Regions from separate parts of the Mus musculus genome. Here region 2 is linked to region 1. A link is a loop called in an ENCODE intact Hi-C map of the cell type or tissue named here. Cell type or tissue: gastrocnemius. All regions are shown on one strand. Each heading gives the region's core, and the rest is flanking DNA. Links, peaks and the distances in the headings are about the cores only.

Region 1 (15,349 bases), core at 1-8,000:
CGGCCCCTCTAACCTGTGACCAAGATGCACACATGTGCATGCAGGCAAAACTCTCACATGTGAAAAGGAGGAAAAAGGTTACATGTAGCTTTAATGAAACCTGTATTGGGAAGCAGTTAGTATGCACTTAAAGAACTGATTACCTAAAAAATTGTCGCATGATTTATAAAACACTTTTTCTATGTCTTTTCATCTTGATACAGCCCAGGCTGGGTTTGAACTCACCATGTAGCTGCAAGAAATTTCTGCTATCTGAATTTTATTACTTAAAATCTGAATATAAGTTGCCGGTGTTGTGTAAGCTTTGCCACAGGATTTATTTAGTTTCTGGGTCTTACCTGAAAATATTGTCAGCTTATTTTGTTCCCTCAGGTTTTGGTGGAAGCTGCTTCCAAAAAGATGTTCTGAATTTGGTTTATCTCTGTGAGGCTCTGAATCTGCCCGAAGTAGCTCGTTACTGGCAGCAGGTATATATCTTTGTAGTTAGTAACTTCTCATTACTAATTAAACTTCTCATTACTAATTAACTCTAATTAAACATGGCGCCCTTGGTGAAATGGCCTTACATTTACTTATTACAGGTTTATCTAATGAGGTTCTGTTTTCAAGTAATCTTTTTTTTCCTAGTCAGCTGTGATGGGCATTTTTGATACACCAATACTTCTTATTTTTTTAGCCAAATTTGCTCCCAGAATAAGCCAGGAAGTAAAATTATATTATCCTTTATGTTTGGGTGCATGTGAGACTGTCTCATGTAAAAGGCTGGCCTTGAACTTAGTATGTAGCTGAGAATGCCCTTGAACACCTATTCCCTCTGCCTCCTCCCCAGTGCTAAACTAGGTATGCCCCATCATAAGAGACAGGGTCTCACTGCGTAGTTCAGGCTACCCTGGAACTTGGTGTGAACCATGCTTTTCTACGAAACTAAAGAACCAGCACTGTAATATTTTCAAGTAGTTCGCATCTATGGATACTTTCAGTTTCTTAATCTAAAGCAGGAGCCCCGCCCAGCTTGTCAGTGCTTTTTATTCTGAGTACTGAGTACTGAGTGCTTTTTATTCTGAGTACTCTTTGGAGCACCTCGTATGCAGAGTAGCATTTAGTCCTCATCACTAACAGTGTCCCCCAGTTTTAGATGAGAGGAGACTCTGAGAAATGACATAATTTGCCTAAGGTACCTGCCAGGCTATGCACCTTTTCCAAATGGGTTTCTCTGAGTTTCAGACATCAGCAATGGCTATGAGCAAGTCTGTAGAGATGGCTCGCTTCTTATGTATTTCAGTAGCCTAGCAGGTGGCTTTAGCTTGCTATTCATTATGCAAATGAGCAGATGAAGTCCAGATTTCCCTTTTCAAGCTCCGGAGACTTGAGATGGTCCCTGGGAGTTTCTGTAAACGCTTCTTTCCCCTGTGTCGACTTCATCTGCAACTCAGCCTCGGTGTCAGGGGCTCTCAGACTCTCTCACCCTCAGGATGTTTGGGTGAAAGCTTGTCCGGTGCTTGTGGTGTCACGGTTTGTGCAGAAGTAGCGTCCCCTCTGTTCTTGGCCATTTTCTTCTCAGAGTGAGCTTTGGCGAGCGATGAGTTGAGTACATGAGGGGCTAAGGAGCTGCCTGTGGGGTGCCTTCTGTAGGCTGGCCTTGTGGCTGATCTCAGATGCCTTCAGAATGCAAGCCCATCTTCTCATCCACCCCAGCTTCACCCACAGCAGATCAAGTAAAAGAAAGTGAACATTTCAAGAAGGCTCTAAGGAAAGGAATTGGTGTGTTTTATTATTATCTTATTTATTTGTTCATTTTGTTTTTTTGAAAGACAGGGTTTCTCTGTATACCCATAGCTGTCCTGTAACTTGCTCTCTGGTTCAGGCTAGTTTAGAACTCAGAATTCTGTCTGCCTTTCAAATGCTAGGATTAAAGGTGTATGCCACCATATCTGGCAATTGGTGGATTTCTAATTTTTAGATTTAAATCTAAATAACAGTGTTAGGTAAACTTTGTCATTAATATGTAAGCTGTATATTTGTATCGTAGAATTTGTTATAAAACCACATGTATGTCCTAGACTACACTTTTATGAGCCAATATTGTAAATTATACATCTATTTTCAGGTCATAGACATGAATGACTACCAGAGGAGGAGGTTTGCATCACGGATCATAGATAGCCTGTTTAATACAGTGACCGATAAGAAGATAGCTATCTTGGGGTTTGCATTCAAAAAGGATACTGGTGATACCAGGTACCTGTTTTTTAAAACATTTAGAAAAATATGTGTGTGTGCTTGTGTGTGTGTGGGGGGGGTTGTTTGTTAATTTTTCTGATACTTACCAAATACAGTATTAATCTTGGGAGGTAGAGGTAGAGACAAGCAGATCTCTGTGAGCTGGAGTCCAGCCTGGTCTACATAGCCAGTTCCAGGCCAGCCAGGATGGCGTGGTGAGGAGTGTTTGTGCGTGAGTGCACAGGGTGTGGCAGTCAGAGAACAAGGCGGAGTGGGGACCCCCCTTCCATAGTGGGGTCCACTTTGTCCTGCTAATTATCTCACTGGCTCACTTGAAAACATGTCAGGGCCAGAAGTGCATAAAAGCACTTGCTTCTAAGCCTTCATGGGATTCAACACACACATACACACACACACACACACACACACACACAAAAATACATGTAAAAAAAAAAAACCCATAAAAACCCTCTGAAGGTATGGAAACTTTCATCTTATCCTTGTATTTCAGTTAGCATAAATGAATGGAAGCACATATATGTATACGTGTTTTCTATAGTATTTTATTCTCCATCATATAAAGATGCCAGGCGTGGGCTGTCAGTATGGTGTCATAATAAGCAGAAGAGGACCTGTGTGTCTCCTTTTTCTCTCTGTGAGCCCTAGTGTGTGTGTGTGTGTGTGTGCGCGCGCGTGCGCGTGCGTGTGCGTGTGTGTGCGTGTGTGTGGCATGACAATAAAAAAGCATCTGTATCCTCTCCAATTAAGCTTAACCAGAACTTACCCATCTCTTAAATTCCCTGTTATTAGAATATGCCCTTTCAAACAATACTGATTTGTTTGTCCTTCAGAGAATCCTCCAGTATCTACATTAGCAAGTACCTGATGGACGAGGGTGCACACCTCCACATATATGATCCAAAAGTACCCAGGGAACAAATAGTGGTGGACCTTTCTCATCCGGGTGTCTCAGCGGATGACCAAGGTAGGGTTGACTCTCCCACAAAGCCTTTGGGTGAAACCCACACAGCTGGCTTGTCTTTGAATGAACCCTTTATTTAGTAGTTGTTTTGCTGTCACTTCTTGCCAGGGCTTTGCCTTGTTTCTCTAAAATTAACTCTTAGCTACTGTGTTCTCAGCTTTGAGCTGACATCATCAGCTGTGCTTTAATCTGGTAGGTTTTGCAGGAGCCAGGGATACAGCTGAGTGGTATCCACAAAGCCCCAGACATCCCAGGAAATACTTGTGAAGAAAGTGTGGGGTTGCTCCTGGCTCCCACTTCCCATTCATTCACTGTCAGACACTCCTTCTACAGTGTTAAAACACGTAACTTCCCGTGCCTCGTTTGTGTCTCATCTCTCTTGGTCGTTGCTGTTTTTATAGTGTCCAGACTGGTGACCATTTCCAAGGACCCATACGAAGCGTGTGATGGCGCCCATGCCCTCGTTATCTGCACTGAGTGGGACATGTTTAAGGTGATGTAGAGGCATTCCAGTGCAAACACAAGTTGGGTCTGTGTCTACATGTGTGTCCTAATTATTCACTGGTACATCTACACAGGAACTGGATTACGAACGGATTCATAAAAAAATGCTGAAGCCAGCCTTTATCTTTGATGGTCGGCGTGTCCTGGATGGGCTCCACAGTGAGCTACAGACCATTGGCTTCCAGGTAATCAGGATTCTAAGCCGGCTGTTTTGCTTGTTTGGTTTGGTCTGGTTATCATTATTTTGTTTTAGTTATTATTGTGTGTGTATATGCATGACTTTGGGTGGGGCATATGTGGAGGTCAGAGGACAACTTTGTAGAGTCAGTTCGCCCACCCCTTCCTTCTCCTGTCACAGGGCTTCGGGCTTGGGCAGAAGTACCTTTACCCTCTGAGCCACCTCAGTGCCCACCCAGACGATCTGTGAACCCATTGATGGGTTTCAAAGCGTCACATTTTCTAAGTTAGCAGTAGGACAGTAAGATAACCAGGACAAGAGGCCTGTTCTCTGCAAAGTCTGGGTTGTTCGTTTGTAACCTAAGGTTGGTGTCCTTTACTTGGCAGTAGAAGGGTATCAGGTGCCTATCATACGGAAACAGTGTGTGCCCTATCGTAAAGGTGAAGAAGACCCACTGTGGTTCCATGGTGCACTCTTGTTATGCACAGCTGAGCTTTACCCCAGTGAAGCCTGGGTGAGGGGTGGGGTTTGACTGTGGGTGGCCTCTGAGGAACTGCTTCACCTGGAACAACACTGTCATCCTCCTGTGAGAATAGCTACCATCCACCTCGCCGGGTACCCAGGCTCGTGGCCGGCCTGGTGTTGCTCCCGTACCTTTCAGACACTCAGCCCTGCCTGTGCCGTGAGAAGTCTGAGGGAACAATGTGGGCCTTAGGAGCCCTGTCTGCATTCGCATTCATTCATGTGGAGCTGGGGAGCTGGCAGAACAGGCCCAGAGCAGAGCATCTGTGTGTCACCGGTCTTTGCTGCACCAGGGCTCTGCAAGTACTAGCGAGTTGTTACTTGCAGCCTCCTGCAGCCGTGTGGACGGCGGAGAGGCTCCTGGCAGAGTAATTTAGGGAAGACGAAGAACAGTTGGTGGAGGAGGGCCGCCGCCGCCAGCATGGCGCCAAACTGAGCTTCAGCACGGCCTTAGCACTGGCTTAGCGGCAGCGCCAGGAAGGCCTTATCTGCTCACCACAAAGACTGGTCTGCTTTCTTTAACCTCTCACTCACTCGCTAGAGGGCCTTTTCTCTGCCGTTTGTTTGTGAGATACGAGGTCTCAGCAGAGTCAGCTGGCAACTCTGTTAACTCCTTGGAAACTCCCCCATCTTACTCTCCTTAGCGAGCAAGTGAGCAGCAGGGCTGCTTTTCCCTGGTTTTGATTTAAACTTTGGAGTGTTGTTTTTTAAATGTTATTTCCAAGACAAATATAGAAAGATAAATATTTTTAAAAGTTTTAGCTGGGTGCATACCTTTAATCCCAGGTCTTGGGAGACAGAGACAGTTGGATCCCTGAGTTTCAGGCCAGCCTGGTCTATCTATGTAGTGAGTTCCAGGACAGCTACAGAAAACCTGTCACAACAACTAACTAACTAACTAACTAACTAACTAACTAACTCAATGCCTGGAGAAATGGCTCTGCTCTTGCACAGGACCCTTCCAGCACCCACATGGTGAGTCACAGACATCTCTAACTCCAGTTCTAGGTAATTAGGGGTCCTCTTCTTGTCTCCAAGGATACCAGCCACATACACAGTGTACATATATATATGCACATATAGGCATATAAAAATGAATGATCCTGGGGCTGGAGAGATGGCTCAGCGGTTAAGAGCACTGACTGCTCTTCCAGAGGTCCTGAGTTCAATTCCCAGCAACCACATGGTGGCTCACAACCATCTGTAATGGGATTAGATGCCCTCTTCTAGTGTGTCTGAGGACAGCAACAGTGTATTCACATACATGAAATAAACAAATAAATATAAAAAAAAAAAAAAGAATGATCCTGAGTTCTTTGAAAACTTAACTCCCCAGTAAGATTTTTTTTTTAATTGAATTCAGCTGGGTTTGGTAGCGCCCTTCTCCACTTGTGCACTTGGGAGGCAGAAGCAGGGTGACCAGGAGTGCAAGGTCACCTCTGCTGCATAGGTAGCTCCAGGCCTGCCTCAAAGATAAAATAGGAAATGGGAGCCCTAACTCAGGGAGAGTATGTAAGTCACTCGGTAAGAAAATAGACTACTGTAAATAAAGCAGGCATCCCTTGTAGTGTGAGTCAGATGAAAGAATTAACTTTTAATTCAAACGAGATATAGAAATAGAATAGTATGTTTATCTCTACTAGAGAAAAGATAAATTTACACTGGTAAGGGGTGGTGTGGACTGGAGAGGTGGCTCGGACTTTAAGAGTACTCACTGCTCTTCAGGAGGCCCTGATTTCAGTTCCTAGTATGTGCACATATAGGCAAACCCTCGTATGTATGTATGTATGTATGTATGATCTACATAGTGAGTTCCAGGACAGCTAGAGAAAACCTGTTACCAAAAAAAAAAAAAAAGATAAGGCAGCTCACAACTGTCTGAGCCCCTCTGGTGTACGGACGTACATGCCAACTACCCGGATACATAAAAGGTGAGGTGCTTGTGTCTTTTTTAACTTGATAATTGCAGGTGCTGGTGCACCCTGTAACTCTAGCACTTGGGAGGCAGAAGCAAGAGGTCCTGTGAGTTAGAGGCCAGCACTCAGCAAGACTGTCTCTGTAAACCCCAACAAAGTCAACCAGCAAAGTGGGCTGGCACTTGATTCTAGAAACATCAAAAGATAAAGAGCCAAAGACCTCTCAGCAGCTCAGAGGACTTGAGTTTCTCATCTTCTCCATCTCTGCAGTATAGAGAGCTCTTACATACATGTGCTGTGATTAATAGTTCTATTTTTTTCTCTCTTCAGATTGAAACAATTGGCAAAAAGGTGTCTTCCAAGAGAATTCCGTACACTCCTGGTGAGATTCCGAAGTTTAGTCTTCAGGACCCACCTAACAAGAAACCCAAAGTCTAGACATTGCCCTCTTACCTGGGATAACGTGGTACTTCAGGGTAGCCAGTGTCTGTCTGATACTAAATGGTAAATGAACTACATGTTTTTAAGGAAACAAAAATATTTTTGTAATCATCAAATTTATACTAGCTATATGGGTATTAGCATATCCAGTAATTATGAGTCTAGAGTAATTTTTACATATTTTTATATTATTGTCCTCTCAGTTACTGAATGAATGGAAAACAATCATGTTGTTTTAAATGTCAGTTTTTGTAAAATAAAAATGAAACCTAGACATTTTCAGCATTACAAATTGTCTACAGACTGCACTTTAATAATACAAGGGAAAGGCAGTCTCGTTCTCATATGTGTTGTCTGCTTATCATTCAATGGGACTTTGAAGCCATGAAATCACTGTGCTAGTATGGGCTGGTTAAAGTTCGCTGGCCTTTTGTTTTAATGGGATTATGTCATTAGAGGTTTTAATTGTTTTTTTGTTTTTCCCAAGAGCTCACTCTGCATTTCCTTCCCTGCCTAACTTGAACAGTGCTCTCTTTTTTTAAAAAAATATAACCTGAGAAGAAAAATCAACAGTATGGTCTATTTCATTTTGTTTCTTAGCTTCTGTAGCTGCTTGTTACATTTGCATCTGTGAGTCAAGAAATGTTTGTTATCTTTGATTTTTTATTTCTATTACAATTAAATTGTTTTTCCTTTAAGCAAACAAATAAAATCCCATGTGTAGACTGGAAAGATTCTTCAATTTACGTATGTTTTATGTTCATATATTTTTTTGAAGGGGATGTAAGGTGTGTACATGTGCAGAGGTCAGAGGTCACCACCACTTAAGAGTGCTGACCTCTCTCCTCCCATGTGGGTCCTGGACTTCAAACTCAGGTGGGCAGCTTTGCAGCAAGCACCTTCACCCACCCAGCCATCTCAGCACTTTTCAAAACATTTATTCCATCTATCTATCTTTTTTTCTGTGTGTGTTTAGGTCAGAAGAAACTCTGGGGTATCTATCTGTTATGTCATCCCACAGTGTGAGTCCTGGGGGCTGAACCATGGCAAGGCTTAGTGGTGGGCACCCTCATCCCCCGAGCCACCTAGGTAGCCCAGTATACGTTTAAAGAACGTCTGTGTGCCTCCCCATTTGCATTAAACATTTTGTATGTGTACTTATTTTTAAGTGTATGAGTGTTTCCCTATCTATGGCATCAGACTCCTTGGAACTGAAGTTACTGATGGCTGTAAACCATTGTGTGAGCGCTGAGAACCAAACCCTGGTCCTCTGCAAGAGCAGTCAGTGGCTTTAATGGCCAAGACGTATCTACAAACCTCTATTTTCTGTCTCTTGATGAATCCTTCGCAGTGGCTATTTCCATTTCATGCTGTGTGCACTAAGGATACACAAGCCTTGTTACACAGATACATGTCTCATCCTTTAGAAACTGTGTGAGTAAGGAAGAATAGAAATTGAAGTGCCCCTGGGCCTGGAGTTATAAGCAGCTGTATAAGCTACGATGTGGGTGCTGGGATCAGAAACAAAACAAGTGCTATTAACCACCCAGTCACCTCTCCAGCCCCTATAGTCACATCTTATTTTTGTTTTATTTTATTTTTTTGGTTTTTTGGGACAAGGTTTCTCTGTGTAGCCCTGGTTGTCCTGGAACTCACTCTGTAGACCAGGCTGGCCTCGAATTCAGAAATCCGCCTGCTTCTGCCTCCCACATAGTTACATTTTAAATGCTTATAGAATTTCCTACACAACAGTCTCACTTTTGTCTCCTGGCCTACAAAACATAAAAACGATTGGCTATTTGGCCCCTCAGAAAAGCTTTGCAAACATCAGAACTCATCTTGGTTTAAGGATTAACCCTTATTTGTAAGACTCCTGAGCATAAATTTAAGGATTAGAATTTGCTCTGTATATGCCTGTCAATAGGATTATAAACCCAAAGACATCTTACTAAAGCAGTTAAGATTAGCCACTCCTACACCGGTTAACAGTGCCACACACCTTTAATCCCTGTAAAGTGAGTTCCAGGTCAGCCAGGTCTACACAGAGAAACCCTGTCTCAAGAAAATAAAAAATTAGGCACTCCTTTTTAATTGCAGGACACAGCTGTACCTAGAGTGGAAAAATAAATAATTGTGGAATACAGTTATGGTTCAAAAGGTAGAAAAAATGCAAATGGAAGAAAATGGACCAAAGACAAAGCCTAGGAAATTTGCTATTTATGGTGGGGAAGAAATATGTGACTCAACATTTAAATGGGTACAGCGATTTGAGATCTTTTGGTCCTCTATTGTGTGAATTAAAGACCATGTTTGTTTTTTGGGACCAATAGGTGGCCAAGTGGGTAAAAAAGATGCTTGCCACCAAGTCTGCCCTGAGTTGGGTTCCTGGGAACCACATGGTAGAAGGAGAACCAGCTACAAGTTTCTTGTGACTTCCACTCTCCCTGTAAGGCACACGAGAGCTCGAGTTGTGTGTGTGTGTGTCACACAGTTACTCTACACACAAAAAAACTTTTTTTAGATGTAAAAGAAAATGGTTTTTGAAATGAAAAGAGACAGTGCTAAGAGCCAAGTACAAGGTTTAGTCCTTGCTACACAAGCCTGCATTTGATCCCTGAAGCCCATGCAAAGGTGGAAGAAGAGACCCGATTCCGTGGCGATGTCCTCTGACCTCCACTGCACTCTATGGTATGTGCTCCTCTGGACACACATCCTAGAGATACAAGTGAAGTGACAGACTTGGAGATGGTAGCAGGAGGGTCAGGAGTTTAAGGATAGCCTTGACTACATAACGAGACAAGCCTGGGCTATGAGATCCTGTTTCAAACAAACAAACAAATAAACAAATGGGGCTAGAGAGATGCCCCAGTGGTTAAGTGCACTTGCTGCTGTTCTTCCTAAGGCTCCCCCTACACACACACGAACACAGATATATACTTAGTAATAAATCAATATGCTGGTCCTAGTGGTACAGGCGTAAATGTCAGTGTTGGGTGTCCAAGATGAGAGGATCCAAAGTACAAGGCTTGCCGCAACTCGAGAGAAGGAGTTGAAGACTGATGGTTTCTAATGGCTTCCTTGAACCACTAAGTCATCTCTGACACGCACTTGCTGTTTGGCGGTGTAAATGCCCACGATTAATAGAACCTGTTTGAAGAGATGTTCTTCCTTGCTGCTGAGAACACTCTAATATCAGAAGTAGAATGTTATTAAGAGTCCACTGGCACAGAGAGGCAGAGTGATATGGACAGCCATGACCTGAGAAAGTTCTTTCTAAAATAATAAAACTCAATTTATCTTCTGACTCAGAATCCTGTCTTTGTTTACTCTGCGTCTTACAAAGGAAACTTTATGTGGCTATATTGTAAAGTAGGTAGTGTGGATAACGGATTCCATGTAAATCATAAATCAGTACTTAGGATAAAGGTTAGGGAGCCAGGGATGCGGCTTGCTTGGACCAGTGCTTCTGCCCTACACGGGCACCCACACACAAGTAATTATGTAAGATAACACACATACAAATAATTTTAAAAAGTAGATCTTATTTTAAAATTTAGCAACAACAAAAAGAGGCAGGAGGCAGAGTGGAGTGGCTTTCTCCCTGTAATGTGAGGCAGAGCAGGCAGATGCCAGGAGTTCCAGGACAGCCCTGACTACAGAACTGAGTTCTGTGATAACCTTTGCTACACTGTGAGACCCTGTCTCATAGCCCACACAACAGACAGGAAAATAAAGGCTGGGTTTGGTCTGGAGTTCAGGAGGAACATGAGGAACAGAAGATTGCTTGAGGCAGGTAAGGAAGGTGACTTTGGGTGACTTTGCTGCACAGTCTAGACTGGCCTGGAATACTGTGATCTTCTCCATTGCCTCCAAGTACTGGTGTGAGAGTGTACTCCTTGCCAGCTAGTGTTGCAGGCCTGTGATCACAGCACTTAGGGACAGAGCCAGGACATCAGGGGTCATCCTCTACCACACAGCCAGTCTGAGTAGCCTGGGCTGCATGAGACCCTGTCTCAACAAACAACAAAAAGTCCACATCCAGTTTGGAAGGACAGATAATAAAGGGCTTTGACCCAGGCTGGCCTTCAACTCACTGCAATCTTCCACACAACTGCTGAGGTTCAAAGTGTGTACCATCATGTCTTATCCTGTGCACACAGGTATGTTCTTTTTGTAAGGAACCCACTATAATTAAGAGTAGCAAGAGGTACCAGTAGGGGCTGTGTAATTCAATAAAACAAGAGTAGGAAGGAGCCAGCAGTGGCCCAGAGGCTTTACGACATTTGTGGACAGCAGAGTGCATGGGTATGTAATGACTACAAGAGGAAGTGTCCATAAGGACCACAAAGGCTCGACCCTAGCGGGAGGGTAAGGGTCACAATACCCTGGGTATCACACACTTACAACTCATGAACAGTAGCAAAATCACGGTAATGAAGTAGCAACAAAGCTAATTTGATGGCTGGGGTCACCATACTTTAGGAACCGTATTAAAGGGCCTCAGCGTGAGAAAGGCTGAGAGCCACTGCTCTAGAGCATGGGTCACACAAAGGCCACACCCTTAAAGAAGACCGCCTCCCCTCCTCAGCTACTGACATTATTGGGAGCTCGTGAGCCTTCCCAACTCCACACTGGGGCTGACTTACAAAGATTATTATGTGTCACGGAGTCCATATGTGTGTGTGCGCATGTGTTCCTCTAACACACTAACACACACACACACACACACATACACACACGCAAATAAAAATAAATCTTTTTAAGAAAAGAAATTTCACATGGGTTACTGTAATTTATAAGATCTTCTAAATGTTCATAGACTTGAATTACAATGGCAACAGCAAGCCGTTCCAAGCTGTTCTGTGATCAAGTCATCACTGACAAGGATGAGGACAAAGGCCAGCAAGAAGTCCATGAATTATCACTAAATGTGTGTCGTTTACAGGGTTATAGGCTTCTTTTCTTTCTTCTTTTCTCTTTTTCTTTTCCTTTTTTTTTTCCTGGGTGGAATTACAGGTATACACCATTCCGCTTCGATCAGCCATCAGACCCTTCAGAACGGTGCTGCCTTGCACTCACAGGAATCCTGACAGGGTGACACCATCCTCACACCAACTGGAAGCAAAATCGCAACACTCCTGTGATCTTGAAGGGCTTGGCTACACTTTAGAAGCTTTTGTTTTTCTTCTAGCCACTAGATTTTTCAGGAAAAATTCACCTATTTAGGAAAAATAAAAATGCATGAATATCACCCTAAAGCCAGCCACAAGCTGCTGTTTCAGAATCCCGCCCTCACACAGAACACAGGCACTTCCCTCATCTCAGATTTCAAAGGCTGTAGTACTTCTATCTATGTCTAAGTACTCCTTATCTTTGGCATTTCCCCAGTGATTTTGGTTTAATTTCTTGTTTTTTGAGATTGTAATGTATTACCACATCTCCCCTGCCCTTTCTCGCTCTGTAACAGCACAGGCCTGCTCAGGGACCATAGGGATTGTTTCATCTCTACACTCTCAGCTATTATTCCTTCCAGTACCCAAATGTTCTGCAAGACGGCCCACTGAGCCCGTGGGTCTGGTTCTGCGTGCTTGCCTCACTGTGGTGAAGGCTGACTATTCCTCTTCACTGACATGAGAGCAGTTCCACCATCTTTAGCCTGGAGCTGATGCTTAGAAAGCGGCCCTCCCTGCAGCGGAGCGCTCATCTGATGGAATCTCTTACTCCCTCGCCCTCCAGGGAAACAAGCTCTGCTTCCCTGATGAGCTTTTGTTGCCTGTGCTGGAGCCTGAGCTCCTGTGCTGAGGCGTACACGCCCTTCCAGCCCATTAGGCTCCATTCAGTGCAGCTTCAGATGAGCGCAGGCTTCCCGCAGCAGAGTGGCCCCACAGGCTTCATTTCATGAGGAGTTGGATCAGCTCCTCTGTCACCTTACAAATACAATCAGAGCGCCACCATCATCCGATATGATTACCGAAGATCCTGAGCATCTAGTCTGTACTGCTCAGTCCTTCGCCTAAATCTGGTGGACACAGAACAAAGGTCACCAGACTGGAGCCCACCATCTGGGCCCCAATGCTCTTTACACCAACATTCTCTCTCTTAGTAGTGACTTTAAAAGCACTAAAAGATCATAATTCATTTCCTTATAAATGTTGGAAATTTCCTTTTAAATATCACGTTATGCCGTACATGCCTGTCCACACCTTTAATCCCAGACCTTGGAGGTAGGCACAGGCAGGCACAAGCAGGCAGATCTCTGTGAGTTTGAGGCCAGTCTGACCTAAATGATGAGTTCCAGGTCAGCAAAGACTATACAGTGAGACTGTGTCTCTAAACAAATAAACAAAGAAATTAAAAACCACCCACCACAAAAAAGAAAAGACAAAAAACAAAATAAATACTACTCTAGGTACCCATTTCTAGAAGCTAATACTGGTTCTAGCCTATGTATGTATGTATGTATGTATGTATGTATGTATGTGTATGTATGTATGTATGTATATGTATGCATGTATATATATATGCATGTATTTTATGTATATATTATATGTATGTATGTATTGTATGTATTCCAACCTGCCAGCCATTCTGCTTAACTCTTACTTCTAATTCACAGCCTGTTAGTCAATGCTGAACCAAATTCTTGTAATTTTTATTAATTTTCAGAATCTTAGGGCTGGCAAGATGGCTCAGTGGGTAAGAGCACTGATTGCTCTCCCGAAGGTCCTGAATTCAAATCCCAGCAACCACATAGTGGCTCACAACCACCTGTAATGAGATCTAATGCCTTCTTCTGGCACGTCTGAAGACAGCTACAGTGTACTTATGTATAGTAATAAATAAATCTTTGGGCCAGAGTGAGCAGAGACTGAGAGAGTGGAGACCGGAGTGAGCAGGGTTGACCAGATCAAGCAGAGGTCCTAAAAATTCAATTCCCAACAACCACATGAAGGCTCACAACCATCTGTTCAGCTACAGTGTACTCACATACATAAAATAAATAAATAAATAAATAAATCTTTTTTAAAAAAAAGAATCTCAGACATGAATACATATTTTGATCATATTCTTCTCTACTCTGCCCCCTAACTCCTCCCATACACTCCAACTTCATGCTTTCTTTTATTACTATTTAAGAAATAGCATAGAGTTCAAATTATTGGCTTTTATAACTAGGATAAACTGTTCGTGAGAATATCTTAAATTTATTTTCTTATCGTGTTTTTGGGTTTTTTTTTGGTTTTTGTTTGTTTTTCTTTAAAACAAGAGTCTCCTGGAGCCCACGCTGGCCTTGAGGACGACCTGACCTCCCCCTCCCACCTGCTAGGACACTCGAGCACAACCGCCATGCCCTGCTCTCAGATTCCCTCCCTGACAGGCACACTGAGTATCATGAACAACAAAAAAGGTTCTTTTTTTTTTTTTTTTTTTTATTCTAACTTGTATCTGTGATTCAGATCTCAGTGCACACAGAAATCCCTTAGATGACCATTAATAAATTAACATATTTTGTACATATCCTAAACACCTAGTTTACCAATCCCAATGGATGACCCTAGTTAACGAACGGGAGGAACAGCTTCCTCTTCATCCTCCCAAATGCTGGCCCCGCAGCCTGACTACCCGGCTTCTTTCCTACTCTCTTCCTGTGCTGCTGAGAACTGAACCTGGCGCCTAAAGCATGCTTGGATGAGCTCTATCACTGAAGTACATTCCTAGCTCCAAATGAGTTTTTAACCCCTTGGAAAATGTCTATACTTTCAAAATGAGCTCAGTCAGCTTACCAAAGCAAGAGCTACATATCAAAAGTAAAAAATAGGGGCTGCAGAGATGGCTCAGTGGTTAAGAGCACTGACTGATCTTCCAGAGGTCCTGAGTTCAAATCCCAGCAACCACATGGTGGCTCACAACCATCTGTAACGGGATCTGATGCCTTCTTCTGGTCTGAAGACAGTGACAATGTACTTACTTACATGAGATAAGTAAATAAGTCTTAAAAAAAAGTAAAAAATAAGTTAGTAAAACCACTAGAAAGTTGTTTAGGGATAAAATGATTTCAGTTTTCCCTTTTATGTCTAGGGGATCAACAAGGAGATTAACTGTGCAAGAAGCAATGCTTTTGATGCACATGGAGATGCAGCAGGCACCACTGTCAAATGAAAACTGTATCACATGGGCTATGCTCTGTTTCTGGGAGATCCGCTACTGAAAGTCACACATGGAATAACCAACTACGCGAATGGTGTGTGTTCTTGTCATATGGCTGAGATATCGAGAACAGCGAGGATGTGTATGAGAAACAAATGAAGCTAAAGAGAAGCCTTTTAGTATGACCCTGTGGAGCAAAGCTATGAGAGACCTTCTAGGAAAGGAAGACCTCTTTTTAATCCCCCTGGTAAGAGACAACCACAGCCATTGTAACTTGCTTTAGAGCGTTGGCTGGAGCTTTGGGATGGGCACGGCTGTGGGAGTTAATGGACTGAACAGAGCCACCCCCTGCAGTCAGCTTACCTGCTTTATATGAAGATCGCACCAAAGGACCACTTGCCGTATAGAGAAATCCAAGTTCATTCCCTACTTTTTCCC
Region 2 (15,349 bases), core at 4,623-12,622, 230 kb before region 1:
ATATGTATACTTCAGCTTCATAAAATAAGGAGGAGTAATAATGGCATTGTCATGTGCACATAGGTATGAAGTGTGTAGCACTCATGCCCAGAGTAAAGCACTGTTTGGTAGTCCTTCTCATCACTGGGGTGTTTGTTTGTTTGTTTGTTTTGGTAATACTGTTGCAACCAGTACAGAAATTGTTCTCATTTTCTTAATGGCAATACCAGTGCTCACACTATAATCCCAGCACTAAGGAGAGCTGAGTCAGTAGGAGCTCCATCATTCCAGGCTAGCCTTGCTACAGGGTGAAATAACATTCAGGCAGTCTAGAACAAATGTTTTATGACATATCATGAAATAAACCACACCATTGGTGATATAATTATTGGTATATAGCCACTTTATACAAAATGGTTAATTTCACTTCTTAAATAGCATAATTGTTTTTATGTGTTTGTTCATAGACTATTGGTAGAGAAAATCTTTGCTCAGTATCTTGTTCCCCACAACCTGGAAACAGAAGAGAGAATGAAATGCTTATATTATTTATATGCTAGCTTGGATCCAAATGCTGTAAAGTAAGTTACTTTTCAATGTTTCATATACTTCCTAGGTGGGCTTGTTTGTTTATTAACTTTTTGGATCTTTGTGAATTTTACTTCATGTACCCCAATCCCACTCCTCTCCTTCACTCCTAGGACCTGCCCTCCACCCTTGCAACCTCCCCTCAAAAACAATAACAAAAATCTTGTGGAAGCTGTAACAGTGTGGCCCCCAGTATACACTTTTGTGCATACTTACTTATTTACAGATAGATGTTCATTGCAATAATTTATTTGTCTGGTATGAGGCCTCTATCTTCTGCTAGACTATCAGTTCTGGATCCTCACTAGGACTCTCTCAGCTATCCTGCTGTTGTCCTGTGCCATGGAAAGAAATCATGTAGTTTTGGATCTGTAGGACTGGCTGGTCACTTCATGCATCCCCGCTATTCATCAATCAAGTCAGTGTTGGGCAGGGCCAATGCAAAGCCCCAGATCTGGGTCTGAACGATATCTGAGTTTCAGTCAGATGGCTCTACTACACTTGTTCCCTTGGGCTGGCTCATCAGCAACCCCAGCTACCAAGGCCAGCTCTACCCTGCTGCACATGTGAGACGATGTCTCCATGTGTTTTTTATCACCTGCTCACACACTCTTTTGGTAATGGTGTTAGTAAAAAATTTCAGGTATTCAACCAATAAAGCTATCAGCCTTGGTTACTTAGTGAGTCTAATCCTAACCTGGATATGCAAGATCTTGACTACAAAGACACATTCATGAGGACTAGGATTTCTGGCTCCAGAATAGCCATAGTTCTGTAGAGAGACCCTGTCTCAAAAAAACTAAACAAAAACCAAAACATTTTTTAAAAATTACAGTCACATGATTTTCTTCCCTTTTCTTCCTCTAACTTCTCATGTATCACACCTTCCTTTGTTCCCTCTTGACGTCATGGCCTCTTTTTATTTACTTCTTATTGGGGGTGGTATGTGCGCATGTACACCTGAGTCTCTTTAGTGTTATTTATGTGTATATGGTTTTAGGGCTAACCAGTTGGTGTTAGATAATGAACTTGGGAGTGCATCCCTCTTAGCATTTCCTTAGTTGCATATAGTGTTGTCTAGGTTTTGGGCCTCGTGAGGTTTTCCTTTCCATGTTAGCATGTCTATTAGTATTGTCCCTTGTTCAGGTCTTGGTTAGGCATCTATAATATTAAGGTATAGTTTACCTGTATTCCAGGTAAAATTTCCCCTCCCCTTTCTAAGAGATACAGTCTTAGCAGATTTTCTGTTCCTCTGCTCCATAAAATATTTCTGCTCCCTTGTCTGTGGGGTTCCCTAAGTCTTAGTTGCCTTCACTGTGTAGTAGACATGTGGATTAAGGATGATTATGACAGAGTCACTGTCCTCTGCATTTTGGTAGTTGTTATTTTCATCTGTTGTAAAGAGAAGCTTCTTTGATGAAAAATAATTAGTAATTGTACTGGTTTAATAAATGGTGTTAGTTTATCTCTAAGATTCATGATCTCCCTAGCCCGGGGTATTGTCTAGGTTTCTAATACCAGGCATGATTGTCCCTCCTGTTGCAGGATAACGATAATTAGAGAGATGTTAGTAACAACCAACATAGGAGTGAAACTAGTTACTGTGCCATGCTAGCTGTGGTTCCTAGGCACCCGCCACAGCTGGGTAGTGCTATTGGCTGCTCCCTTCCTCGGAAGTGTGTATAGCACTTTGTGGACTGTGAGAGCTTAGTCCTTAGGGAGAGGCTTCCCGCTGACTTCATCCTCATAGCTCTCTTGTTCTGGCATGCAGTAGCCCTTATTTATTTATCTGTGATGTACTCCAGTTTCCATATACCTCCTCCCAGTTATATACTCTCTACCTGGCTTTTTCATTCCTTTGATTTTCCTGTTTTATCTTTCATTACACCAGAACTCTGTAGCTTCCCTTGTTTAGGATTAAATAGTCTTTAAGTCAATTTTTGACCTCCCCAGAAAGATCATATTGATCCTTTGGAACTTAACCATTCCTTCTCATTGATAAAATGCCCTCCTAACATGCTTAAAATTCCAGATTTTATCTCTAGCATTACAAAAATATTAGTTCCTATTATGATAAGCCTTATATTAAACTCCCTTAAGTGCTAATAAACTGTTATATACATTTTTCATATATGAATATAGAAATAACACATAAGAAAATTTATAAAGTCAGGTGTGGTGGCTCACGCCTTTAATCCCAACAGTTGGGAGGTAGAGGCCAGATGGACCTCTAGTGGGTGGCCACCCTGGTCTACAAAGTGAGTTCGAGGACAGCCAGACTACATAGCGAAACCCTGTCTCAAACAAATAAACAAAAAGTTTAAAAAAGTTGAACAGTTTGTAATGTTATTAAATAATGTACCTTTTCATATTTATACAGAGCTCTCAATGAAATGTGGAAATGTCAGAACATGCTTCGAAGTCATGTGCGTGAACTATTGGACTTACACAAGCAGCCTACAGTAGGTTTATGATTTTTATTTAAAATCATAGATTGTAAATCAATGTTTAATTTTTTTGTGGTATAATGTAATTAAATTATCTCAAGGGGTTTTAATTTTTAATGTCAGTTAAGCTGTTTTCAGAGCTAAATTTCCTTTTTTGTTAGTTTCTTAAGCATTTCTTGTTTGTTTGATTGGTTGGTTTTGAGGTTTGTTTTTTTTTTTAGCTCAAACTGGTCTAGAAATCACTGTTACCCAGGTTAATAATCTGCGGCAAATTCCTTGACAGCCTTCCTTTCTCAGCATTGCTAGGTGAGATTTTAGTCATATACTAGTCACTTTCCTTACTATGGTGACAGAGTACTCGACAAGATCCAGAGAACTTACAGAAGGACGGTGTGTTTTGGCTCACAATATTAGGGACAGTCCACCACAGCAGAAAGGCATGGTGGCGAGAGTTTCAACAAGCTTGCTGGTCATGCAGCCTAGGCTGACTGACTTCTGCCTTTAAGCAGTGGGCCTACCTCAGCAGATGAATGACAGGCGCATGCTGCCACTCCTCACTATTGAGCTTTCAGTGCCATCCTGCTGCCATCAGCTTTGTCCTTATCCTAATGTTTACTTTCCACTGTTCTTTGCTAGTGTTCCCCCTCCCCTCAGACAAACACACATAGGCGGGTGGGGGTGGGGGTTAGCCATTTTCTAGTGTGATTATGGTGAGTCTATTTAAAGCTAAGGAACACATTGTACAATGTGAGTATATTATTAATTGAAATGACTAGTACTTTTTTTATGGTTTAAATTTCAGTCAGAAGCGAACTGTTCTGCCATGTTTGGGAAACTGATGACCATAGCAAGTGAGTATGCTTATTTACCCAGTGAGCATGTAATATCAAAACAGGCCTTTTCATTTTTATTTTATTTTAAGTGTATGAATGTTTTGTATGTATGTATGATGTAATTGTCTAGTTTCCTGGAACTGGAGTTACTTGCAGATGCTTGTAGGCCAACATGAGGTGCTAGGAAATCAAACCTGGATCCTTTCTAAGAGCAGCAAGAGCTCTTACCTGCTGAGCTATCTCTTGAGCCCACTCAAAACAGGTTATTAATTTAGCCAATGATAGAGTGGTAAAAGATAAATCGTTAATTTTGTTTATCAGTGCCATTCGTCAGATTTTCTCAGTGACTCAATCAGTATTTATTTACTTTTTAAATGTATTTTTTAGCCTTACTTTGCTTTTATTTTTACTTATGTGTAAGCATGTGTGTCTGTGTGGGCACATGTACCTGCAGTGCCTGGAGCTGTTGCTACAGGCAGTCGTGCACTCCCCAACAGAGGTACTGAGTCCCTTGTAGGAGTAGGAAGTATTCTTTACTGCTTAGCCGTCTTTCCAGCTCCTTGCCAGTGTCTTAAAGACAGTTATAATGTAGTTATCTTTTTTTGTCTAATATTTATTTTCTTCATTTCATAGAGAATTTGCCTGACCCTGGAAAAGCACAAGATTTTGTAAAGAAATTTAACCAGGTTCTTGGTGATGATGAGAAACTGAGGTCTCAGTTGGAATTATTAATCAGCCCAACCTGTTCATGCAAGCAGGCTGACGTTTGTGTGGTTAGTGAATCATGATTTTATATTTTCTCTAATAACTTTAGGAAATCTGTATTTTATTACAACTACTTTTTTTCTCTGACTTTAACTGTATGGTAGATGCTAAGATATTTAGAGTTCTATTTAGATGTAACTAATTTCTCATTTCCTAAACACTCTCTAGCCATATTCCAAGCGGGAAAGAAAAAAAAAATCAGATTTGAGCCAGAGAGACTGTCCCTAGGAAATAACCAAGATAAAACACTTTTTATTTAATGTGTGTTTCTTCACTTAAGAAATGGAAGGAATTCAAAATGTTTTGTATGCATGCTTTTCCTCCTTTCATCTCTGAGCATGGGAACAAAACCTGATAATAACTTAGTTGTAGTTATGTCATCACATGAGATTTCATTTGAAAGAAAGGAATTCCTAGGTAGATTTCTGTTTTCTTGCACTTATTATTATTTTATGGGAAGCCAGGATCATAACAGAAACTCAGGGAGAAAAACATATTTTGTTTCTGTCTTCAGCATTTATGCTATTATGAAGTTGTGACACATTATACCAAAGAATCAGGCTTAAATATGAATTAAAAAATCAACATTTTGGTTATTTACTTTTTACCCTTGTTCTGAAAAGGATTGATGATTTAAATATGTAACAGGGGATTAAAGATTATAATAGATGTTCTTACAAAATGGTCTGGGAACATGTTAGTCTTAAAGTTAAACTCAGGTGTTTGTAATTAAAATATCCTGGAATGAATTCAGTGAGCAAGAAATGTATGCAATCAATGCTGCTGGTTTTATGAATCAGAAAGTTGGACCTAAATACTATATTTGTAATGAAAAAGAGCATGATAGTTAGGCATGGTAGTTCTTGTCTGCAATCTCAGACTTTAGGAGACCAGGGCAAGAAAATCACCATGACTTCGTGACCAGTCTGCAATCAGTATCGCGATCCTGTTTGTTTGCTTGTCTGCTGTTAATAAATAAATAAGACAGCCAATCAAATAGCTTGGTAGATAAAGATACTTCCTATGAAGTCAAAAGAGTTTGATCCTGTACCCATGTGGTAGAGGGAGAAAACAGAATCCTTTAAATTAGATAGATTTAATTTAAGAGGTTGCTACTAGTTCCTGTTTTTCTCACCTTCCTATTAATTATTAGCACAGTATAACTTGTATATATTATTTAAATTACCTATGTTCTTTTATATAAAATTTAATTACAAGACCCTGTAAATTGGGGTGGGGGTGGAGTCATACATTGTGCTTATGTAGGGTTGAAAAAAAAAGTGTTAGAGGCCAGCATCTAAATGAAACAGCATCATTGTGTCACAATTGGCTACTGCATCTCTAGTTTCTGGAAATGAACATTTCTGAATAAAATAGAAGAGAGCTATTTTTAGTGGCAAGCTCCCACCTGAGTTCAAAACTAAAACCTACAATGGAAGGAGAGAACTGGATACTTACTGGTGGTTGTTCTCTACATATAAGTCATGGAAAGCGTGCACCCACAAAAAAGACACATACTAGTAATAATAAATAAAATTTAAAAAAAATAGAAGGTAAATATATGTAGTCTGACTTGTCACCTGGAAATCTGAGATTTGGACTACCACGGTTGAAGATGTACTATCACGGTTACATCACCTGGAAGGTCTAAAAAAAATGAGAGAGTTCTTGCAAGAATGCCATTCTTTGTCAAGGGTAGTTGGTATATAATACTGTCATCTTGAATTTAAATACAGACAATTAAACCACTGAGCCATCTCTCTAGCCTCACATTTTTCTTTTATAGAGATAAATAGATCTAATACTGTTCTCTGAATTGTGGGCATTACGCTCATGTGGACAAACATGCTTTTCAGGGAAATTAACTGAAATAAAATGCAATATCCTAGTAAATTATAAAATAATAAAACCATTTATCCATACTTATAAATAAAAATTTTTCAATAAAGCATTATGTTATTAAAGTAAATAAAAATTCTATAGCAGAAGCGTAAGGCAATAAGTAGAAGTCACCTATCTGTCCCTTTTCTGTTTTCTGCTGTCTGGATTTTACAGTGAGTGCTTGCTATAATCAGTGCCTAAAGCAGACATTGTTTTCACTTTTTCTGGGTTTTCAGTTTTTCAGTGAATCCTCTTTCTTTAGTTAATCTAATTGTGAAAAATACTAAGGTTTAAAACTAAACAGTAAACCTTTTTCTTTTATAGAGGGAAATAGCTCGGAAACTTGCAAATCCTAAGCAGCCAACCAACCCTTTTCTAGAGATGGTCAAATTTCTTTTGGAAAGAATTGCTCCTGTGCACATCGATTCAGAAGCCATAAGGTAAGGTAGGAAGTGCATGGAAAGTGCATGGGGGTGAGCTTAGGTGCTGGGCCCATAGAGATCTGGAAACCATCTCTTTAAAGCTCTCTTTATAGCAGCGTGTACCTGCCGTTCTAATAGAAGGCTAGGCATTGCATTATTATTTAAGGTTTTATTTTTTATTTATTTTTTTAAAGAGTACCTGCATTTGGATTTATTCTGTATATGCTAATTTGAAAAATCCGCACATAGCACTCACTAATTCTTAATTCACATAGATGCTGATTTGGACCTAATTCAGTACGTAGCACCTACCTGGAAGCATTAGCCACGTCACCTGTGTGAGTCATTATTGTGGTTCTGTGAGAAGGCATGTTCTTCTAGTGTTCAAGGGTCACCCTAATAGGATAATGTTGGCTGGCAAGTTAGAAAATACAATTTCTTTTTAGTTGTAGAAACTAAAACTTTCAGTACCAAGATATTAACATTTTTTTCTGAAGTCATTCTCTTTGTCTTCTAGACAGCTACCATCTTCTCACTGTGTTTGCACATGATCATTCCCTTGCATGCCCAGGATCAATCTGTTTCCTACTCTTCTTAAGAAAATAGTGCTCAACCAAGACTAGGCTCCTCCATCCATGTGACTTCACCTTACATAATCATTCCTTACTGCCCAATCTCCAGATAGAGTCAAGTTCTGAGACACTGGTAGCTGGAATCTATGAACTATTGAGCAATGGGACAGCTTATACATGAGCTCTACTATTTTTAAGATTTCGAGATCCAGTTTTCTACTTTGCAAATTAAAACAAAAAGAAAACTAAAAAATGTTGGGTCACAACATGTTTGTTTATAGTTAGTTTCAAAATCGTGGCCATATTATTTCTTGTCAGTATCCTTTGGTATGTGCCTTTTACTTTCTGCCTCCCCTACCTTTTGTGCAGCTGTGTGTATGTGCAGTCATGAGAGTGCGCGCGCGCACACACACACACACACACACACACGCTGAGGATTGAAATCAGAACCTTTCGAATGCTAAATGCATGTTCTTATCAATCAGTTCACCCCTACATCTCTAGCATCACATTTATTGGGTTAAAGATACAGTGTAGTAGAAATAGGAACTCTTGAGTGTGCATATTAACTTTAGAAGGAATGTGCTGTAACAGCATGATGTCTCACAGGGGTTCATCCTGTCAGCAAATTACTATTGTTTGATTCCCAGTGTTCAGACTCTGCTGAAATCTCATCATGAGTTATTTGATCTCAAAGAAGAACATCTTGGTTAATATTTCTACCCGAGTGTAATTTTGTAAGAATGTCAGTGTTTATTAATTTTTATGAGAAAAACATATATGTTGTATATCTTTAGTCCCAACATGTTTAAAGTAGAGGCAAATGGATATTTTAGTTTATGGCCATCCTGATCTACATAGTGATATGCAGGCCAACCTGGGATACGTGGGGAAATCCTATTTCACAAGAAGTAAAAGCCATATTCTTTATATTTATCCAGATAGTTACAAACTACTATATTATTATAAATAAAGGTTTTTTTTTAACTTAGTGGCTTTGTGGAAAGTACATTGTGTACTTAGTAAAGAATAAGTTATATAACTTGAACTGTGTGTGGGTGTATTGTTATAGAAGACTTCAAAAATAAGTTATGTATCTGATGAGTGTTAAAAGGAAGTAGAAATTACTGGGGTTAGCTGAGTGAGGACTACTGGGGATAACGTCCAGGTTCCTAGCCTCGAATCTGGGTTGCTTAGGGACTGTGAGCTTCAGTATACCACTCTCTAAAATTACAGTAATGATAATTATCACATATTAAAATTATTGAAATTTATATGTATGTAAATATCCATATTAAATAATACATAAAACATATAATCTAACACAATTTACCATGTGTCATATATATAACATGCTGATTGATATTTATAGTTGTTTTAGGTGGAAATAGCAAACAAAGAAAAGGGACAAAGAGATTAAGAAATACTTAGACAGGCCAGAGTTATAACTCTGTGGGGGGGGTGGGGGGGCGGAGGCATATACTTCAAAATAGTGCTAAGGTTCTTATTATTTACTTAGGTGTTTTGAGGCAGAGTCTCACTATATGTCTATGAGTGACCTAGAACTTCCTTATATATAGACCTGGCTGGTCCTGAGCTTGTTAGCCTCCTGGCTCTGACTCCTGGGTGTTGGGGATATAGGCTCAGACCACCCATCATGAAGATTTTATAATCAAGATTTTAAGAGAAAACATTGGTGGCAGACATGTTTTTGTTTTTGTTTTTACACTCCTTTAATCTCAGAACCAAAAAAACAGAGCCTGGTAGATCTCTGTTACTTTAGGGCTAACCTGATCTACATGATGAGTTCCAGGATAGTTGGGGCTTATTTACACCCTGTTTCAGAAAATATACAAAAGAAAAGATTATCACAAAATTATGTGATCATTGTGATAATGGTTGAAACTCAGGAATGAACTAAATTAGAGTGGACAGAGGTAAGGAGAAAGAACTGAATACTGAGGCTACAATGATGACATGAATTATGAAAAGTATTTTTTTAACAAGGAATGGCAACACTTAGAAAATTATGAATGAATTATATAAGGTGTGAAGTTTAGCGTAGCATGATGGCTGAGCACATAAAAGTACATGCCTCCAACCCTATCTGTAATTGGAGTGGGATTCCCAGAATCCACATGGCTGAAGAAGAGAACTGGGTCCTCTTTCCTCGTGCTGATGAAGATGATATGGTCTTCCTCCCTTCCTTCCTGAGATGGCTTCTCTGAATAGGCATGTCTGTCCTGGCACTCACTATGTAGACTCTCCGGGCTGGCCTCTAACTCACAGAGATCTGCCTCTTTCTCCTGTGGTTAAAGGTCAGCACTATCATACCAGGTTTTGAGCATGTATTGTCCTTGCAGGGGACACATGTTCAGTTCCTAGTACTCATATTAGGCAGCTGATAATTAATCATCTGTATCTCTTTCTCTAGGACATTTAATGCCATCTTCTGCCCTTTGTAGGCACCACATATGCACACAAAAAATAAAAAGCAAATCTTTAAAGAAAATGAGAAAAGAAACTAAATGGTGGAGGCCTCACGGGATACCTGGAAGTTAAATAAATGCTAACAGCTAGCTCAGGAAAGAAGGGGAGAGTGCCATGGCCCGTGCAGTTTCTCTCTGATACTTTAGAGAGGTGACTCTAGGGCTTTGTTGATGACAAAGACTCGGGACTTGCTCCCCCGCACGACCATCACCATGCTACACAAAAACAAACGGTAGAATTTGCGCACAGAAGACTGTAGAGCCCTGGTCCCCCTCAGCTACACTGACATTTGAGAAATCAGAGGTATAAATATTTTTTCATAATTCTAGTTGCTTTAGGAGATAGGTTGGAATGTGAGACAATAAACACAGACTCCTTTAAGTAAAAGAAGATGAAGTTATCTTGAACCAAGTGACATCAGTGCTAGGAACCAAACCTTGATTGTCTGCAGGTGTGGTAGTTAGTATGTGGTACCACTCACTGAGCCACCTCCACACCCTAATGATTTTATTTTATTTTTTGCAGTTCATGCTGGCTTCTTGAACTTGTATTTTTCTTCCTTCATCTTCCCAACTGCTAATATTCAATTGTCTATTACACAATTCAGGTTCATTCTGTTTTGTTTTGTTTTGTTTTTTAAATATCCTTTATGGTAACAAATGTCTGTGGTCCAGCTCTTAACACATAGTCATTATTATCCTCTGCTACACATTGAGTGTAAAGCCAGCCAGGCTATGTAAGACCGTCTCAGCAACAAGTTTCTTGATTTTCACAAGTATATGTTAAACCCTCCTCAGATTGATGATCAGTAAGAGTTAATTAAAAGAGAGTCTAGAGGCTGGAGAGATGGTTCAGTGGTTAAGAGCACCGTCTGCTCTTCCAGAGGTCCTGAGTTCAATTCCCAGCAACCATATGATGGCTCACAACCATCTGTAATGAGATCTGATGCCCTCTTCTGGTGTGCCTGAAGACAGTGTACTTACATACATAAAATAAATAAATCTTAAAAAATCTTATTAAAATCTTTAAAAAAAAGAGAGAGTCTAGACAATATACAGAGAGACTCTTTCCTCTAAACAAGTCATGATAATTTGATTGAAGCAATAATGTCAACAAAGGAGAAAAAATTTCTCACCCTGCCTTTCACACCCACATACTTGTCTCACTCTGTTTTTTGAGACAGTATCTTGCTGTATCTAGCTGTCTTGGTATTGCTATGTATCCACACTGGCCTTGAACTCATGACAGTCCTTCCACTTTAGCCTTAATTTTATCAGAATTACAGGTGAGCACCACCACACCCAGTTGTGTGGCATCGAGGATCAAACCCAGAGTTTGACAAGCTAGGCAGCCCTTCTGCCTACAAACTACACTCCCAGTCTCATATCTGTTTTTGTTTTAAATGCTATGCCTTTAGCCAGAGGAGGTAAGTAGAGCCCTGTAATTGTAGTCCTGTGCAGTCCTCCCACCCTGACTGAGTTAGGCAGATCTGACTCCTCAGGGAGTCAGCTGAGGGTACAGCTGAGGCCTTGTCTGAGAAACAAACCATCTGATCTGTTAGGTAGTTGGATCTTATTGATCATGTAATGTTCTGTGGTATTAAATAATTGACAGTACACAGTTTCCAATTGCATGTTTGTAAATATGCTTTTTTTTGATAATTGGTTCTGTTAGTAATTTCTTAGTATGGAATTACTGATTCTATAAATTTCCTAGTGTAATTAATGCTACTTTCCCTGCATATGTTCACTGCTATGTGTTTGCATTACACTTACTCATTGTGAGTATGCACATGCATGTGTTCCGCATACTTTGAGGTCAATGAATAATGTTAGGAATCCTTGCCTCCTATCATGTGGGTTCCAGGACTCACATGCAGTGCATCAAGATTGACAGCAAGCACTTTTACCCACTGAGTCATCTTACTTGGCTTCTACTCTGTGAATTTTGTTCTGAATGGCCATTTGCCCAATCTTCAACTATTTTTATATTGTTTTTATTAAAATATATTACAATCACTTTATATGTGAAAAGTTTCTATGTGTAAATATTGGAAGAACTAATATTAATATTACAGTATATTATTTAACTGGCTTATTTATCAGTCAGATTCTTATTACTATAACACATTAAGTTTTTTGGAAAGGGTAACATAACCGTAAGCTCTCCTATGGTGTTGTCCACACTGATCCTCAGGCTACAGACGTTGTCTTTGACCATAGTCTTTTTACACTCTCTGTTTATCATATTATAGTTGGGATACATTACACTAGTTTCAGTAGTCTTACTAACCTGCGTTTCCTCACTTACTAGTGCACTGGTAAAACTGATGAATAAGTCAATCGAAGGGACGGCCGATGATGAAGAGGAGGGTGTCAGTCCAGACTCAGCCATCCGCTCAGGACTTGAGCTTCTTAAGGTATTTCTTCTTGGTAATTTTATCTCCATTAACTTCCAAAAATAAATAAGGGCGTTCCCTTTAGGGTGTACATGAGGGGGATTATTTTAAGTTAGATTATTCAAAAGATTAGTTTTTTTGGTTTATCTTTTTTTTGTTTGGTTGGTTTGGTTTGTTTTGGTTTTGTTTTTTTGAGACAGGGTTTCTCTGTATAGTCCTGGCTGTTCTGGAACTCACTTTATAGACCAGGCTGGCCTCGAACTCAGAAATCCGCCTGCCTCTGCCTCCCGAGTGCTGGGATTAAAGGCGTGCACCACCACGCCCGGCACGTGTTGTTTTTTTAAAAACAAGAATCTCATTCTATAGCCTAGACTGGCATGAAAGTCTCATCTATCCATCTGCCTCGTAGCCTGCCACATACTGTGATTACAGATGCCTGGTAACATGTTTGTAAACTATCTTGGGAAAGAGACTGGAACGTACCCCTCAGGATTCTTGTTAAAGTCTCTGAGTAAAAGTAACTGTAGTTGGGGCTAAATGATGTAATTTATATTCCAAGTGTTACAGCTAGCGTTTGCACACCAGAAGTTTACATTCTATTTATTGAAAGAAAACTCTTTTTTAAATAGAATAGAGCTGTTGTCTGTATTCCTAAAGGTGTATCTATTCCTCCAGGTTCTGTCTTTCACACATCCTACCTCGTTCCACTCTGCAGAGACATATGAGTCCTTGTTACAGTGCCTAAGAATGGAGGATGACAAGGTAGCAGAAGCTGCAATACAAATTTTTAGAAACACAGGCCACAAAATAGAAACTGACCTTCCCCAGATACGGTCGTGAGTATTTTTTTTTTACATGGTTAATGTAAAGGTTTCTGTGTGGGGGAGTGATGATTTCTCTGTCTCCTGCCCCATCCTATCACAGGTAGGATAGATGCAGTCGGACCAACTGTAGAGATGCAAGGGACTTGAAAGTCTAGTAATCAAAAGCCATCACAGAATAGTATGGTTCATGTATCTTTCTAATTTTTGTAGGCTATAAATGAAGTAGCGACCAACTTCCTGTCCCAACCAAATATATATATATATGAATTAAATGGTAGTGTTCATAAAATATTAATTAGTTGCTTTGTAATTAACAGTGATCATAAGAGTAAAATACAGTTTCATAGTTTCATTTAACATTTTGGGATTATACTTGTGGTAAGGATGGGAAACGTGAAAGAACACATTGATATGTCCATTGCATCATATGTTCATTGGTAACATAAACATGAAAAATTCATGGTAAACCTAATAGGAACAATATTTGTCTCATAATGTAATAAAAATAGAACAAATGGACTTGTGTAGGTTTTATTAAATGGAATTTATGTGGAACAAAGGGATTATCCAGTTAGTCTCTGTCTTCAAGGAACTTTGTGGTCTAAAAATTTAATTGTTTATATAGCAATACATACAAATCAAAAAGATTATTAGGGCCAGGCTTGGTGGAACAGGTCAGAAACCAGGCAAGAATGACTTTGTCTCAAAATTGTTTTTACAAGGACCTGGGCAGTAAGTATTTAGCTCAGTGAGAGAATACTTGCTTGGCACACATGAGGCCTTTGTTCAAACCCCTGTGCACATAAAAGGAAAAAAGATTATTAACATGTAGGATCAAGTTTGACGTTTTCTTCTAGCTTTGGAATAGTTTACATTTTAAGGCAAGAGTCCTATTTTTAAAAGAATGCTTTATCAAAATAAGCATTAGAAAAAATAGATATACGTGGAATGGCTAACTTTAGAATCAAAGATGGAAACCTTAATAGTTGAGGATAAAAGAAATAATCAGAAATGCAAAAACACTGAAGACCTCAATAACAACCCCAATGGTGCCTCTTAATTACAGCACTCTAGAAAACACAAACAAAGCAGAGGAAAAGTTCATTTGTTTTTATATTATTTCAGGCTTACTTAAAAAATACTACATATACCTACATCTTGATTGAAATTGTATCTTGGGCTGGAGAGGTGGCTCAGCAACTGAAAGCACACACTGCTATATGATTACAGAGGACACTAGTGCTCAGAATAACTTTAATTCCAGCTTCAGGGAGTCTGACACTTGACCATCACAGGCCTGACTAGTTAGACCTGGACTAGTTAGACCCTGATTATAATTGTTTATGTTTATCCTGAAAAGTTGAAACCAAGGGTTTCATGTGGCTCCATGCTGGTGGTGACATTGTGTGCGTAAGGGCCTGACTTTTGGAGGTGGGATATATGTGTGAGCCTAGGAAAATAAAAGGAAGAGAGCTGTTACTGTTGTTTTGTGAATGCTTTCCGTCTTGATACATGTACATATTTTGTCGTTAATATGAATATATTTCCTTCAAATACATCTTTTCTATATGGCCAGCGCTTATTGCTTTAAGATACTTGTTTTCAGATTGTTCTAGAGATGTATGCACTTTTAGTTTATCTTTCATGTTAACGTAGTGATTAAATGCATTTATTTTATCTTTTTTTTTTAAACTTTGAAAATCCAGCCTCACCTTCTCTTATTCATATGGTCTTTGGCAGTTGTAGTTCATTCTTTTGTTTTTGCTTTCTTTGCTTTGCTATATATAATATTTCTTTTCAGGTGTTAATATTCATTAGTCAAATTAATCCAATTTTAAAAATACCTAGGATGGTAACTACACATGTTCTAGATGATTACTGGAAACCTTTCTATTCCTGTGTACCTACCATCACAAGTATCATTTCAGCTGTTTAATAACACTTGACCTCCTGCTACTTTTTTCCTTGGCTACTTTGAAATATGGAAGGGAATTCTAAAAGGGAACTGAAAAATTAGGAGTGTGTTCTTAGTATGTAAATGTGATTATATGCCCTAGGGCAAGTCATAGATTATTAAGGGTGGTTTATTTGTTATTTTTTTATATTCATATTTTAGTTTTAAAATGAAAAATTGTTCCCTATTGTATGTC

What was found. Hi-C counts contacts between places; a loop is a spot of excess contacts. Peaks named below come from ENCODE experiments on the same cell type or tissue, not always from the same donor. Only the 100,000 strongest peaks of a DNase experiment are listed, where the experiment ranks them.
Region 2: it touches region 1 in a loop (2.7-fold over the local background); 4 of 42 quality-filtered maps call a loop at or near these places.

Annotation. Positions count from the first base shown.
Region 1 is chr5:65,405,367-65,420,715 of GRCm38, reverse strand. Ugdh (UDP-glucose dehydrogenase) reads left to right here. Exons shown (of 12, transcript NM_009466.2): 7 at 373-467; 8 at 2,108-2,238; 9 at 3,072-3,205; 10 at 3,604-3,695; 11 at 3,781-3,891; 12 at 6,653-7,495. The coding sequence ends at 6,760. Lias (lipoic acid synthetase) reads right to left here. Exons shown (of 11, transcript NM_024471.5): 10 at 15,275-15,349; 11 at 10,293-11,981. The coding sequence ends at 11,923. Among named protein-coding and RNA genes, the nearest start is that of Lias, 22 kb to the right of the region's middle. RefSeq lists an enhancer at 4,144-5,741. In gastrocnemius, for the core only: no CTCF peak of the experiment used is centred there; a DNase peak (open chromatin) is centred at 4,828.
Region 2 is chr5:65,635,604-65,650,952 of GRCm38, reverse strand. Pds5a (PDS5 cohesin associated factor A) reads left to right here. Exons shown (of 33, transcript NM_001081321.3): 13 at 447-560; 14 at 2,948-3,029; 15 at 3,817-3,865; 16 at 4,481-4,620; 17 at 6,818-6,933; 18 at 12,291-12,396; 19 at 13,051-13,211. Among named protein-coding and RNA genes, the nearest start is that of Pds5a, 55 kb to the left of the region's middle. In gastrocnemius, for the core only: no CTCF peak of the experiment used is centred there; no DNase peak of the experiment used is centred there.